Regions from separate parts of the Mus musculus genome. Here regions 1 and 3 are each linked to region 2. Evidence: chromatin loops called from intact Hi-C (ENCODE). Cell type or tissue: left cerebral cortex. All regions are shown on one strand.

Region 1 (5,000 bases), 250 kb before region 2:
AGAGTCACAGAAACCAATCATTTGAATACAGCTCTGGATAGACTATGGTTACCATCTTTCATCATAGATCTTCAGAACAAAAGCATCCATAACAGTGGGTTTTTAGAGTCAAACGCTAGTGAAAGGCTGATTTTCTTCACGGAAACATGATGACTTGATAGCACATCTCAAAAGGGTCTCGCTGGTCCAGAGACCAGAGCTGGGGGGGAAAGGACTCTTACAAATGGACTAAGTCCTCCTTCCTGTTTGTGGAGTCTGCTTGGCTTACTGCCCACTCTGGGACCACCCACTTCAATTTCTCTGTGAAGTGCTTGCTTTGCTAAATAAACGGCTGTAATAGTTGGTGTCTCTCCACTGAATTCTTTCCTTCTAGAAGACAAGAGCTGAGAGATGCTTGCAGTAAGATGTCATTTTTTTAAAAGTGACATTTGCAAGTAAAAATAATTTCTTCAGAAGTTTGAAGCCTTTTGGGTCTTTCTGAGATCTGACAGGTGGGACAGGCACACCAACAGGAAATGCCTCGGTTCTGGGCAGTGATCAACCCGTTAGGGATCTGGCTACAAGTTGAAGGAAGAAGGCTGTGCTGAGGGCTATGCCCTGATCGCAGGCATAATGGAGAAAGCAGTTCCTGCAATGTCATCCCATCTGTCCCTATTGATACGAATGATGCTGTCTTCAGTTAACATGCAGCTGGCAAAACTGGTGAGCATTCTAAGAGGACTTACAAATCACCCCTAGTTTCCTTCCAATGAAGCTTCTCTATTACACCTAAAACCTCAGGAAACAAAGCCTGGGGGATTCTATTCACACCTGAGTTACAGGAGAAGAGTACTTCCTCCCGGCAATCAATCAATCAATCAATCAATCAATTATCAATCAATCAAAGAAAAAACTGCCCTCCTTTGATACTTCATAGCTTACTGTTCAAAACATCATACCCAGAATGCCCACAATTTAGGAATTTGTCAAAAAGAAAAGGTAGGGATGTGTGTGTGTGTGTGTGTGTGTGTGTGTGTGTGTGTGTGTGTGTGTGTGTTAGTTAACCTGAATTTCCTACATCTGAGAAATCAGAAAAAAAAAAAAGTTCACTAAAATGATGGCTACAGAGACAGGAGTAACTAAACCTCGGGAGGAGTTGGGAGGAGCTGGGATGGGAAGGGACCAGTGTTTTAGGTTGGGGGGGAGAACGCTTTTCCATTTGTATTCTTCCAGTTACAGGTGAGTCCCCAACTCAGAAGGTGAATGGTTTTCCTCAGGGTGCATCAGTACCTCCACTTACCTGTCGCCCCTCCTTCTAAACGCTCTGTGTTGCACGAGACTGGGCTGGAAGGATCCTGGGAGATGACATCATTGCCGAGCTTCTAAAAATTCAAGATACCCCCCCCCCCCAAGAGTACATTTGAAATATAAAGGAAAAGAAACAATATAGCAGATAATGAATAATGACAGATAATGGCTCCTGCACTCAGTCACTACGGAAGGAACTATCATTGAAGACCACGAAGGCTTGCAGCACCCACAAGATCCACATGAGGGGTCACACTCTAGAAAGGTAAAGGATTCCAGGTTTGCCGTCTAAGAAATCTACTTTTTTTGTATGTTTGTGCTTGCTTTTGTATTGTTTTGAGATTGGATTGCACTTTGTAGCCTAGGCTACTCTAGAGTTCACTATATGTAGTCCAGGCTGGTCTCCAACTCATGATCCTTCTATCTTAGCTTCTCAAATGCTGGGGTTTTAGTCATAAGCTTCTAGAAAATCTCCTTTCAAAAGCAACAGAGATGTCAGAGAGACAGCTCAGCAGGTAAAGGCATTTTCTGCCGAGCTAAAGACCCATGTTAAGGTGGTGGGAAGACTGACTCCTGCAAGTTTGCCTCTAACTTCTCCACATGCACTGTGGCACATACACACCACATACAAACATACACACATGAAATACATAAGATTTAAAAGCAATCAAAGCTTGTCCATCCTTGGTGTACCATGCAGGCTTAAGGGCCTTCCAGTATGCTAGGTCACTCTTGCCATTGATACAGAACCATAGGACATAGACTTGCCATCAGGAGAAAAATGCAGACAACAGGGCTCTAGTGCTAGGAATGAAACCCAGGCCCTTACACAACACCTAGCTACACCCTCAGCTCCCAGTGGGATTTTTAGGGCCTGCTGGGGAGAGGAGTTTGTGATGGCCTAGGAGGGACTTAGGGTAGGAGCTGAAACTGGACAAGAAAATGCAGCTTTCTCCCTCATAGTGCAGAAGGCCATGTTAGAGCAAGAGCCTGAAATACAAGAGGTGGAACCAAAAGTCCAGCATTTGCATAACATCCAAAAATTCTATAGATGAGGATGACCTGCGCAATCTCTCATGCAGCAACCCAAAACGTGGTGTGCTGGTTCCTGCCTAGAGTTTCACCAGTGGGAAGGCTAAAACAGGAACCTTGAAGCCAAGTTCAAGGCCAACCTGGGCTACACAGTGAGGTGGGAGTCAGCCTGAGCTACAGTGTGAGATTCAGTCTCAATTAAAAAAAAAATTAAAATACAGAAATGAGGTGAGCAGGTAAAGTGGTAGGTAGGTCCTCTGACCTGCAGGCTGATGACCATTCCTTAAAAAGCAAGAGTCTGCCACCCACTCCTACATTCAATATAGTGTCCATAGTGTAGGAGATTAATTCCCCATGACACATGGGTTTTCATGCTGTTCATTGCTAGGAGGTAGCAGAGGGGTGCAATGATCTCTCAGCCCCCGGTTCTGAGCAGATCACAGTACCACTGTGACAAAAAGCATCACTATGAAACAGTGACCCTGAGAAAAGAGGACCCCATACCAGTCCTCTGTGCAGGTGTTTGCAGGGCAGAGTGTGACAAGCCATGGAGTCCTATCTATGTGGGGCTTCCCATTTCTCCTCTTAAAATGGCAGAGCCAACTGTATCTCAACCACTGATGCTCGTGTTATTACCTTTATAAATAACTCAGAGGGTTTTTAAATATATAACTCAATGCTTTCAGGAAGCATTCTAACACTGAATTTTGAAAGGCTTTGATTATTCTGATTGAATAACCATGACTTTTTAAACAAATCCTGTTTAAAGGAACACTAGGTGGCACTATGAGAACATTGACATAAACCTGGACCACAAATGTAACTACAAAACCAGAAGGATTCTGTTACTCTGAGCCAATTCGTGTATCAGTCCCTAATACATGGGAAACCACTCTAGAATTCCTGACTTTTCACCAATTAGCTGTTCATCACAGGACACAGTGATAAATACTTCATTAGGAAAATACAGCATTTGCTGCTATAAATTTATAAAGTATTTAGGCATCTGGCATCTGAAGTATTTTTCAGCACCCTGCATAGTGAAGGTCAATAGGCACCGGCAGAAGACAGTTATGCAGGCTCTCCCAACTTTGGGCTATAGCAAGGGTCTGAGGGGCAGAGTAAGGGAGGTAGCTGTAGCTGGGAAATTGTTGGGTAGAACTATGGAGAACAGCTGCAAAGCTTATGGGATGCAGAGTTTAATAAACAGCAGATGTGAAGAGATAATACGAGAGCCCTGTCTGCTGTGTAGGCCACCTTTTACTTCCTCCAAGCCAAGGCCCACTGGGGAGAACCATTTCCTTTCAATGCCCTGAGCACAACAGATGTACAGTTTCCCTTTCTCTGGGGAACCTTTCCTAGAGCTCAGGACAGTGCCTACAACCTGGGCACACTATCTTAATAATCACTACAAGGATACATCCCTTTAAGAAGCTATAGAAGAGGCGCCAGAGAACCTGACAGCCTCTGGAACAGGCGGAAGCACAGAGGCGCTGAGGCAGCACCCTGCGTGGGCCGGGGACAGCCGGCCACCTTCCGGACCGGAGGACAGGTGCCCGCCCGGCTGGGGAGGCGACCTAAGCCACAGCAGCAGCGGTCGCCATCTTGGTCCGGGACCCGCCGAACTTAGGAAATTAGTCTGAACAGGTGAGAGGGTGCGCCAGAGAACCTGACAGCTTCTGGAACAGGCGGAAGCACAGAGGCGCTGAGGCAGCACCCTGCGTGGGCCGGGGACAGCCGGCCACCTTCCGGACCAGAGGACAGGTGCCCACCCGGCTGGGGAGGCGGCCTAAGCCACAGCAGCAGCGGTCGCCATCTTGGTCCGGGACCCGCCGAACTTAGGAAATTAGTCTGAACAGGTGAGAGGGTGCGCCAGAGAACCTGACAGCTTCTGGAACAGGCAGAAGCACAGAGGCGCTGAGGCAGCACCCTGTGTGGGCCGGGGACAGCCGGCCACCTTCCGGACCAGAGGACAGGTGCCCGCCCGGCTGGGGAGGCAACCTAAGCCACAGCAGCAGCGGTCGCCATCTTGGTCCCGGGACTCCAAGGAACTTAGGAATTTAGTCTGCTTAGGTGAGAGTCTGTACCACCTGGGAACTGCCAAAGCAACACAGTGTCTGAGAAAGGTCCTGTTTTGGGCCTTCTTCTTCGGCCAGGAGGAGGTCCAAATACAAGATATCTGCGCACCTTCCCTGTAAGAGAGCTTGCCAGCAGAGAGTGCTCTGAGCACTGAAACTCAGAGGAGAGAATCTGTCTCCCAGGTCTGCTGATAGACGGTAACAGAATCACCAGAAGAACAATCTCTAAACAGAGTCAACTATAACTACTAACTCCAGAGATTACCAGATGGCGAAAGGTAAACGGAGGAATCTTACTAACAGGAACCAAGACCACTCACCATCACCAGAACCCAGCACACCCACTTCGCCCAGTCCAGGGAACCCCAACACACCTGAGAACCTAGACCTAGATTTAAAAGCATATCTCATGATGATGGTAGAGGACATCAAGAAGGACTTTAATAAATCACTTAAAGAAATACAGGAGAACACTGCTAAAGAGTTACAAGTCCTTAAAGAAAAACAGGAAAACACAATCAAACAGGTAGAAGTCCTTACAGAAAAAGAGGAAAAAACATACAAACAGGTGATGGAAATGAACAAAACCATACTAGACCTAAA
Region 2 (5,000 bases):
GGTCCTTCGAGCCACCATCCTTCCAAAATCACCAATATACAATACTGACTCAACACAAAAGTTCCTTTCAAAAGAGGGGTCAAATTCACCTTTTAAACATACTTAAGTACTGAGAACCGCTGATAAACAGCAGCATCTTTTTATTTCACCGTTTACACTTTATCTGGAGTCCAAATCACCTAAACTTCAGGTCCCAGGACAATGCTACATGATTTTCTAGAAATCTGCCACCCTTGGAGGCATCTTTGGAGCCTCCAGCGTTAGTTTCGTGTTCAGGCAGGGTGTTGGAAACACCCAGAACCGGATGGGCCACTCGATAATGTCTCAGAAAGAGTCTCGAAATTGAGGAGACAAAGTAGGGGGTGTGCACAAATACCTTACTTCGTGTGTGTGTGTGTGTGTGTGTGTGTGTGTGTTGGCATGTTTTCAGTTCAACAAAGGCAGAGTTCCATACAAAACGGGCAACAGCTTCTTCCCGCCAAGTTTTACCTGCAGAGTGAGCAGCTTTGCGGGGGCACACCATGCCCTCTCAAGTATCAATGCTGGGTGGACAGCAGAGGGGCAAATTCCAGACTATGGTGAATCGGTGAGAACGTTCCCTCCTTGTCAGCGCCCAGGGAATCCAGGGAACATCAAGTGTGTGCCCAGTATTCCTCAGGGAATACCAGTCACTGGAGCTCAAAGTACGTCCATAAAGTCATATTCACCTTAGTGCAAGTCAACGCACTCCACACGAGCATAAGCGCTGGTTTCCAGCGCTCCTAGCCCATTTGTCTTCTGCCATTTAACCTTTCCAGATAAAGCTAAGCTCCAGGACTTAAATTCCAAGCAATGCTCTCTCTGCCCTCTGCTCCAAAAGAAGACACCCCCTCCCCCAATAAGGGCCTCAAGCAAACCAGTCACCTGGCACAGGGTAACACACGTGTTCCCAAAGAGACTGAAGGTGGTCGGCAGGTTAATCATTATTAAAATGAGGCGTTTATCATTAACCCTCCATTTCCTGGACTGAGAAGGCATCGGCCGGGTAACCCTCTAGCTTCCAACTCAATCCTCAAAGCCACGCCTTGTCAGGCTGGGTCCTGACGCTGGACGGGCGCCTCCATCCCTGAGGCCGTCAGTAAGAGGGGCAGCCCCAAACGGGAATTTCCTGGAGGGTGCCTGACATGAGCCCGAGGGAACCTACAGTCGCCAGGCATCCTCCTTGCTAGGCTTTACCAGACTTTCCAGAGTTTGGGACCAGGGAGTTGGCCACTGGAAGGGACGCCCCTCCAGCTCCATCTTCCGCCAACCTGACTCACCTGGTGGGGCTGAGCAGGGAGATCTGCGTGGAGTCCCCCAGGGCTCCAGATTCCTCTCCACTCCTTCTTCTCTCTCTGCACCCAGTTCCTGCGGCCATCGGGCCAGCAAACTTCTAGCCTCTCCCCCCACCCCGCCCCCTCCCCCGGCGACCCTGCCCCACGCCACTTGCGCAGGAGAGCGCGGAGACTGCGAGAGGACGGAGATGGGAAGGGAGGCGGAAAGGAGGTGTGCGCAGAGAAAGATGGCCAGTCGGCCCCCGCGCCAAGCTTACCCATTAACTCCCGGGGGACATCGGAGCTCTCGTCGGTCATGGTTGCCCCACTGGGCGCGGGGAGATCCCGGGTCCCACTCTCTGACTCTCGGCCCCGCGCCCTTCTTCAGACCCTTTAATGTTTCCGCGAGGAAGCCGCAGCTTGCAAGGAAAGAGTGGGCCGGCCGGAGCAGCGGGGCGTTGATCCAAGGTTGCCGCGCGCCCGCAGTACCAAAAAAAAAAAAAAAAAAAAAAAAAAAAAATCCTAAGAGTTGAAAATCCGAGCTGGCTCTGCGGCCGTCGCTACATGCCTCCCTCTCGGCTCGCTGCTTCAGGGGCCGAACGCAAGGCGGCTGCAACACCGGCTTCTTCCCGGGCGGGCGCCGCGCAGCCCGGCCTCTGCGCCGCACCTTGGGCGTAGGTGAAGCGGAAGGCGAGGGTTGGGCCGCCTGGCTGGTCTCGGCCTCCTGCGGGCTGGGCTGGGCAGGGGCGGGCCGGCTCTGCTCTCCTCCTTCCCCTTCTCCCGCTCCTCCTCCTCTCCTTCACCCTCTCCTGCTCCTCCTCCTGGTCCCCCTGCGTCTCCTCCCCGCCTCGCGAGAGCGGCCTCCGCACGGGTCCCCGGCCGGCCTCCGGGCCTGGGCGCACGGTGCCCGGCGCGGGGCACAGCCCGGGGACCGACGCGGTGCTTGGCTGCGGTGGCTGCTGCCTTGACTGCTGCGGCGGCGCCGGGCTCGGCGCCCCTCCTCGCAGCCTCGCTTCGGTGCAGCAGACGCTTGCGTCTGGAGAGGGATAGACCGTGCAGTTGAGAGAGCCCGAGAGCCATCTGCTGGCTGCCAGCGTGGAGGGCCCGGGCTGCGCGAGGGTTTATCCCCCAAATCCAGGCAGGCCAATGGACCCTGAGGCTCAGAGCTGCAGAGCCCCCAGCGCGGAAGCTAGTGCTTTCTGAGATCCTTTCGTGCACTTCTGGATCTCGGGCCCCGCTGAGCCTTGTGTCTTCGCACCCTCATTGTTAATTCCCCATCTATGTTGATTAAGAGCTACATGCAATCAATAGACAACCGTAAGATGGCAAGACAGGGGCCCCTTTGGAAAATGCCTTTTAATGGCGACCCAGTCTCCTTAAGCTTGGGGCAAATCGGAGGACCAGACATGGTTGCCAAAAGCTGGAATATTCCTGCTGCTAAATCTGATTCAATTTTACCCAACCCATCCAACCTTCCCAGAGGAAAGATCTCAGGTTCTGGAGTACTTATGTGCACTTCCATCACCCAAAGAGAATGTCCCTGACTGACCAATCAGGTTCCTGCTTTAAAGGGTTGAAAAGAGGGAGAGGGGAAAAGAGGGGGAAACACTGGCCTCTGGCAGCTTAGGTTCTGTTATTGTAGTTGTATTGGTTGGTGGATGGGTGGGTGGGTTAGTTTTTGAGACAGGGTCTCAATATGTAACCCAGGTTGGCCTGGAACTTGCTAACTAGACCAAGCTTGTCATGTCTACAAAGCAAAGATCTGTCTCCCTCTGCCTTTCAGAGTGCCGGTGTCACAGGGAAACATCTGACTGTTAAGTCTACTATTGGTGGTTTGATTTTTTTTTTCCTTTTTTTTTTTTTTTTTTTTTTAAGTGTCTCACTGGTAGGCTAGGCCACAGTTCTCCTGCCTCGGCCTCCAGGTGCCAGGATCCTGGCATGTGCTATTAGGCTGAGTTGGTAGTCTGGTTTTGAAGACTGCTATGGACCTTGCTTTTCTAAGAACAATGTTTAGTTTCCTCTAGAGTACTGCTGGTTGAGCTCTTTCCTTGGGAAGACTGTAAACAGACACCCTCCTTGCAGGGCTCCAACCACAGAGTTCCGTTTCATCAAAGTCCATCTTGGAGAACCAATGTGGTTACTGGACTTACACAGAACACGGGTGAGGGGTTACTTACTGGAGTGTGGGTGACCCTAAAGCAGTCATGTACCCTTACATGGATGAAGATTTCCTCACAGCTCTACAAATGGAGCCCCACTTTTAACTGGGAGTCCACATTTTATATACACAGCCACAGGCAGTTAGGGCCAAATCACATACCACTGGCTCCGAGTGTAGAAGAGAGCAGCTGGAATCTCACGTAAGGTACTATTGGCTCCCCCATCCCTTCCTTCAACAGTCAAGAGATTTCTTACAAGTATTCTAATGAAAACGGTGCTTGTAGTGCTGGAACCATACCTTCTACAGCAGATAATCTGATGATGGCTTCCCCTTCCCACCTGGTTCACCCCACTCCATCCCTGAATCAGACAGCGAGACTCCATTCTTTTAAATGTACTATTACTGTATGTGCACATAATGGGCCAGTTGGGGGTTTGTGGGGGTCACAGGACAACTTGTGGATTCAGTTTGATCCCTCTGTGGGTTCATCCCAGAGATCAAACTCGGCTTTCTGACAACGGCCTTTACCAGTTGAGCCTTCTCCCAGTCCCCCAGACTCTACTCTCTCCAAGACTCTCTTCAGGTATCTGCTTCTTACTGTTTACAAACCTATCATTTGTGTACCTTCTTCATAAAATTTCTTCAGGGCTTTTCAGATCTCTGAGATTCCTAAGACTGAAACACAACACACTTAAAAGCTCAAACATACGAGGGCCTCCCTTTATTCTTGTGTCTTTGTCCAGTTTTACCATTTAACCCTTGAATCCTGGATTGGGGTAGGGGAAGGGAGAGTTGGTGGTTTCCTAACTAAACAGTAGGCACTTTGAAGGCAGGAAATGTAGAAAACATCTGTGTGCTGTTGGAGATTGAACCCAGGGCCTCTTGCACACTGCCGGAGGAGCCTCTGCCTCAATGACCTGGATAAGGCAGATGTCCAATAAACACCAGTGAGCGTGAGCTTTCTACCTCAGACCTTTAACTCAGTTAATAACATTGGCAATTTGTTTAAATTACATATTCCCTCAATATATCCTACCTGAAGAAGGTGGAAATTACCACTCCAAACAGCCTTTCAAATACCTGTGGCTTAACAGGCTCTTTTCAGGGACATACTAGTGAAGTTTCAAAAATAGCCCTGAAGGCTCCACACAGTAGGGAACTTGTGAATATAAGAACAAAGATCGTTGTCTCTTTGGCCTGAGAGGTACAAGGGGACTGGAAGGTTGAGTGCCAACCCTGCATTCCAGCACTCAATTTTTGTGTTTAATAATTTTTTTAAGATTTCTTTTTAAGCTTTATTTTCTGTGTATGTGTGTGTGTCTCTGTGTGTGTGTCTGTGTGTGTGTGTGTGTGTGTGTGTGTGTGTGTGTTAGTGCACCAGTTGTATGCAATGCCTGAAGAGGCCACAAGAAGGTGTAAGACACCCAGCCGCTGGTGCTGGATTTCTGGAGGGTTGTAAGCCTTCATGTAGATGTAGTCTATGAACTATAGTACTATATAAGAGTATCTATCTAGTGTTCCTAACTGATAAGTCACTCCCCCACCCT
Region 3 (5,000 bases), 230 kb before region 2:
TAAACTGTGTCAAAATTGTAACATTTTATATCCATATACTAGCTTTAATATATGAAAAGGGTTCATATATGAAAATTATACATAATTTCATATACAGATAAAGGATAGATAATATCTATGAAATGAAACTCATTTGCAAACTTGGTGACCTATAAAGAGAATATCTTGTGTATTGTATGGATGCAACACCTGTCAATTATAAAATCCTATGGGGAAAGGGTAGAATAGAAGGTGGAACATTCCAGAGGCAAAAAGAATTCTGGGATAGCACCAGGCATGGGAGATTCACCCTAGAAGGTGTGGCAAGATGGTACTTGAGCATAGGTAAGCAGCCACATGGCAGAATGTAGATTAGAGTAAATGGGTTGTAAAAAGTTATGATCCAGTCAGAGAAGAGCCTAGCTATGTGAGCAATGTATTAGTGAATCTATTCTGAGTCCAAGTCTTCCTCCTGAGAGCACAGGGCTGGAAGGAAGAACCAGGACCACACTTCTACAGTGACCTGTCTATAATAAGTCGTTTAGCTTAGCCTAATTCTGGAGACACATTAAAACATAAAAGTCACCATGGCTAACATGGATCAGAATGAAATTACTTTTCTTATTAGGGTTGTGTTTTCCAATATTTCAAAGCCTGGTATAAAGTTCAAATGTCAGGAGAAAACTCTTGTCTAGTACACTTCATTGTGTAACTTTTGTGGGAGGAGTCGTTTGGTTTGGTTTGGTTTGGTTTTTTTGGGACAGGGTTTCTTTGTGTATCCTAAAACTAGCTCTGTAGACCAGGCTGGGCTCAAACTCATAGAGATCCACCTGCCTCTACCTCTTGAGTACGGGGATTAAGAGGAAAGCCACCACCACTGCACACACGAATGACCTTTCTAAGAGCTGAGAATTGCTAATTATATTTTCTTTAAAAGTCCTTTGTTGATCTTACTATTTCTGTTAGTTCTCAAGTTTTGCCATACTTAGAAAGGGCTGGTGGTTCTTGGCTAAAGGGAGAAACAGCAGCTCAGCTGGTTTCTATACCTGTCGCCAAGAATGCAACCAAGCGCTGAGTAGGGGCTGAAGCAGGAGGACTGCTGCAAGTTTGAAGCCAGGGTTACAGACAAGACCCTGTCTCAAAACAACGAAAGACTCTCCAAGTGCTAGGGGCTTCATCTCTTTCTCTCAACCTCATCTCTTACATGCTGGGCCTTTTCCTTGCTTTCTTTCTTAATTTTTTTCCATAAATACACACTTGCCCAGTCTCACTTGCTTCTCTAGCCATCCATTTATTTGTTTCCACTGCTCCTCCTCCTCCTCCTGTCCATTAGGCTGATAAACTGTATCCCGGGAGGACTGACTGCAGTGGCCCCTCTCAGAACTCTGAGTGCTTTTCTCCTTTTGTACCAAAATGAAAGGGTTAATTCCTTCAGATAGTGGATAGTTCTCATCTGCTATCTTTGGGCACTTGTCAATGGCTAAGCAACTTTCAGAGTCAAGGAAATCATAAACTGCTCATCAGATGAAGGGCACGGGCAGCCGAAGCAGAAGGAGCAGGGCTAGCTTTAAGCTAAGACAGCCAACTTTTAAAAATGCATCTTATGAGTAAGAAAAGGAAAAATATGTTAAATCTTCATTTTAAAATGCAATTTTAGAAGGAAGCCCTAAATATAGACTCTCCCATCTTGACACCATAAAGTGCCAATAAACCTGTCCCGTGCTATAAGTGTGAACAGCACTCCAGGGCTGTTTCTGAAGAGACCAAAAGCAGCGCGGTTATCAACGTTACTTGGAAATCTTACTCACTGGATCTAATTTTTATAATGAGTGTAAAACTATTCTGCTTGCAGCTCAACAAAGATTTGTCCACTGTAAATTCTATAACCGCAATTTACAAAGTAATGCTAGATCTTGGTTCACAGCCGTTTCCCCCTCTCAGACCCACTTCTAACAGGAGATCCCTAAGCATGCTAGTTTTTAAAAATGAGAATAAAATTGCTTGAATCACCATGAAGATAGGATAAGATAGTTTCCTTATTAAAAGCACTTTTTTTGCACCAAATTTGCACAAAAAATTAGTCTATAATGCTTTAATTTCAAGCTCAAAACCCAAAATTATTTTCTTCTTCCTCTAGGCAAAAAAAGGACCTTCCTTCCCCCACTAAATTAATTCCAGTTGAGAAACAGATCAGGAAAGTCCAACATGAGGAACGAATCACAATGCCAATTTTCTATAGTTCTGGGCCTGCAACAAGCGATATGACAAGAATGACAAATACTTGGGCATTTTGCCCTTGAGTCTTAAGAACTGCCTCTCTCCCCCCAAAATGTGGCACCCTCCTCATCCAAGTTCCCTTACTCTCAGGCATCCAGCTGGGGAGATTTTCAATTCACCCCTTGGTTTATTTAAGACTGAACCATCTGGTCAACCCCAATCCTGTATCTAAATTGTTGCCTATTTCATTCAGGATCTGCTGATGGGATGACAACATCTCCCGGGAGAACAGCCAGGCCGTGCAGAAGCAAATGGAGCATGACAATGCCAACCAGCAGGGCCAGGGATTGCAGTGCCACTGGAGGATACTTACACTTGTACAGCAGAGAGTCTCCATGCAGCAAAAGGAAAGGGAAAAAAATATGAATGGAAGAGAGACAAAGCAACAGCGTCACAAGGGAAAGGGAGGGAGGGAGAGCATTTACAAACAAAGTAGAAAAAGCTAAAATACATAGAAAGCCATTGCAGCAAAGGGACAGGGTGAGAGTGGTGCCAAGTTAACTGCACAAAGCATCCAGTCTAGCTTCTAATAAGCAATAGCACAGTTACAGCTTGAGAGCTGCAATGTTCTTCCATACAGATTTGAGCTCTTTTTCTAAGTATGCCTCCAAATGCACAGCGACATCGTCACCTGCCAGGGCGCTCCGTGGGCAGACTACTGGACAGTTGTTAGAAAACCCCCGCACAGGTCTCTCCTTGTGCCCTTGCAACAGTGTGAGGACTGGCTATCTTTGGATAAACATGGATGTCTCCTAAAAGCCCATTTATATCCCTCTTTGCTCTTGCTGCCTTTCGGGAGATAAACACTTGTAATTCTCTCACTCCCTCAGTTATCAAAGCTGCTTACAGATCTGATGCTGGAATCTTACCCAGTCGACCAGTCAAAGTGCAGCTAAATATTTTCTGGTGGGAATTACCATTTTACATCCATTAACTCTTCATTCATTGGTCATCATTGACAGCTTTTAACATATCTCATTATTTTTAATTGATTTTAAAAGTTGTACTTGAGTCATCAAAGTGTTTGACAATAGCATGAGGTGACAGAGGATCCTTCTGAGGTTTCCAGAAGGCATGCTGTGTGGAAGTCTCCTTGCTCTGCCTCTCTGAGGCTGCCTTTTTCTTAGTTCTGTATTTTATGCTCAACATAAAATGAAATGAAACTACAGAGCTCCTCAGGCTGCTTGTGTAAACAGCGTGCATCGCTGCAGAGGAAAGGGAGGCTGAAAGGAACAGCCATTCCTCATGACCACCCCTGCCATCATGGGCGCACGCACACACACACACACACACACACACACACACACACACACACACACACACACACACACAGGCTTTCGCTGGCAAGGCTGGGAGAAAGCCTCACCCTCAGAATTCTAATTTTATACTCACTAAGCATTTTTCTTCAAACATGGTTTATTTTATGACTTATCAAGTGAGCACACACACACACACACACAAAATCTTTGCTAAGGAGAAAGAATAAAAAATATACTTTCAAATCTTCAATTGCCATGCCTGTGTTAACACATAAGCCCCCAGAGCATCCACAGAAGTGGGATTATAGCTCTTGGTATAAGGAGTGAGTCTCAGAGATCATCTTGGGCTTTCCCTTTCTGAAAGGTTAATTCATCAAGACAAGTCCTCTGCCCCAGCTACACACTCAATGATGATAACAAGTAACACTGAATAGTCTTTTCATTGGTTCATTTCCTAAAGTGACAGTCCGAATGAAGAAGGGAACCCCAGCAATCAACAACTCAACATCTAGACAAGGTGAAGAACACTCACTCTTATATCTCTATGTCTTTGAAACTCATTTAGGCTGCCCTGATGTTACCATCTCTACACTAAGTCAGGAAGGAGTTGCAAGCAGAAAGAGGCATCCAAGAAATGGGCTCAAGCTCTGGATCTCCCATTGGCTTAGTTATGGAATCTGAGGAATCAGGCTGGTTTTCCAGTTTAAAATAAACGATTGTGAGGATTAAATAAGATACAGATTATGAAATGTTTACTACAGCACCCACCGGCCATGCTGCACCAAGCTGGCCTCACTGGCTTCAGTGGATGGCCCTATGTGTGAATATAACCATTTCCTCCTTTTCTTTCCAAAGGGAAGACTAGGGTTGGGAAAGATTAAGTAAAAAGTTGTTTTGTTTTGTTTTGTTCTGTTTTTCACTGAGAAATATCTGGAATGATCTAAAAAACCCACTGTTGGGGAATGAATAAATGAAACAGACAGGAAACACTGGTTTATAGATGCAAGGAGGAATGGCAGCTAAAAATAGAAAACCACATAAAACGAGCGGCATGATGAAATTGGCAAACAATGTTCACCAAAGAGTTTCAGGAAGATACACATTGGTGTGCCAGCTATGTCCATTCTAAGGTCCACACCATGAGCTAGCTGCTCATGAACAGATGTATGCATAAACATTGAAAACAACTGTCCCTTCACACTGTGATGGTGCCCATGGGAAGAGGAAGGAGAGAAAGATAGCTGGTCACAGTGGCTGAAGGTGGCCACTATGCTATCTGTAATGCTTAAGCTTATTTAAGATTTCACAAAGATTACAGAATACCTACTGCTTGTTGGTTCCTCTTGGAGAAGGGACAGAATGGAGGTAAATTAAATAAGCTCCCCACTGAGTTTGTGTTCCAGTGCATACCTTTAGATAAAAGATGCTGGCCTGTCACCAGCTGGCTCATGGGAGCTGGGAATATGATGAGCATTTGGCACTGAA

The links. Hi-C counts contacts between places; a loop is a spot of excess contacts. Peaks named below come from ENCODE experiments on the same cell type or tissue, not always from the same donor. Only the 100,000 strongest peaks of a DNase experiment are listed, where the experiment ranks them.
Region 1: a loop joins it to region 2, with 4 times the contacts of the local background. A loop is called at or near these places in 19 of 42 quality-filtered maps.
Region 3: it touches region 2 in a loop (4-fold over the local background); 8 of 42 quality-filtered maps call a loop at or near these places.

What each region holds. Positions count from the first base shown.
Region 1 is chr13:24,024,575-24,029,574 of GRCm38, forward strand. It overlaps Carmil1 (capping protein regulator and myosin 1 linker 1), which reads right to left. Exons shown (of 38, transcript NM_026825.3): 35 at 1,280-1,361. Among named protein-coding and RNA genes, the nearest start is that of Scgn, 36 kb to the left of the region's middle. In left cerebral cortex, a CTCF peak has its summit at 3,099 (motif pointing right); a DNase peak (open chromatin) is centred at 3,118.
Region 2 is chr13:24,278,991-24,283,990 of GRCm38, forward strand. Carmil1 (capping protein regulator and myosin 1 linker 1) reads right to left here and starts at 1,800. Exons shown (of 38, transcript NM_026825.3): 1 at 1,571-1,800. The coding sequence starts at 1,610. In left cerebral cortex, a CTCF peak has its summit at 2,386 (motif pointing left); DNase peaks (open chromatin) are centred at 679, 1,198, 1,591, 2,109 and 1 more place; H3K4me3 peaks cover 2,578 bases; H3K27ac peaks cover 1,934 bases.
Region 3 is chr13:24,047,074-24,052,073 of GRCm38, forward strand. The region is part of intron 30 of Carmil1 (capping protein regulator and myosin 1 linker 1); the gene reads right to left. Among named protein-coding and RNA genes, the nearest start is that of Scgn, 58 kb to the left of the region's middle. In left cerebral cortex, a CTCF peak has its summit at 2,549; DNase peaks (open chromatin) are centred at 1,685, 2,450, 2,782, 3,067 and 1 more place; H3K27ac peaks cover 2,270 bases.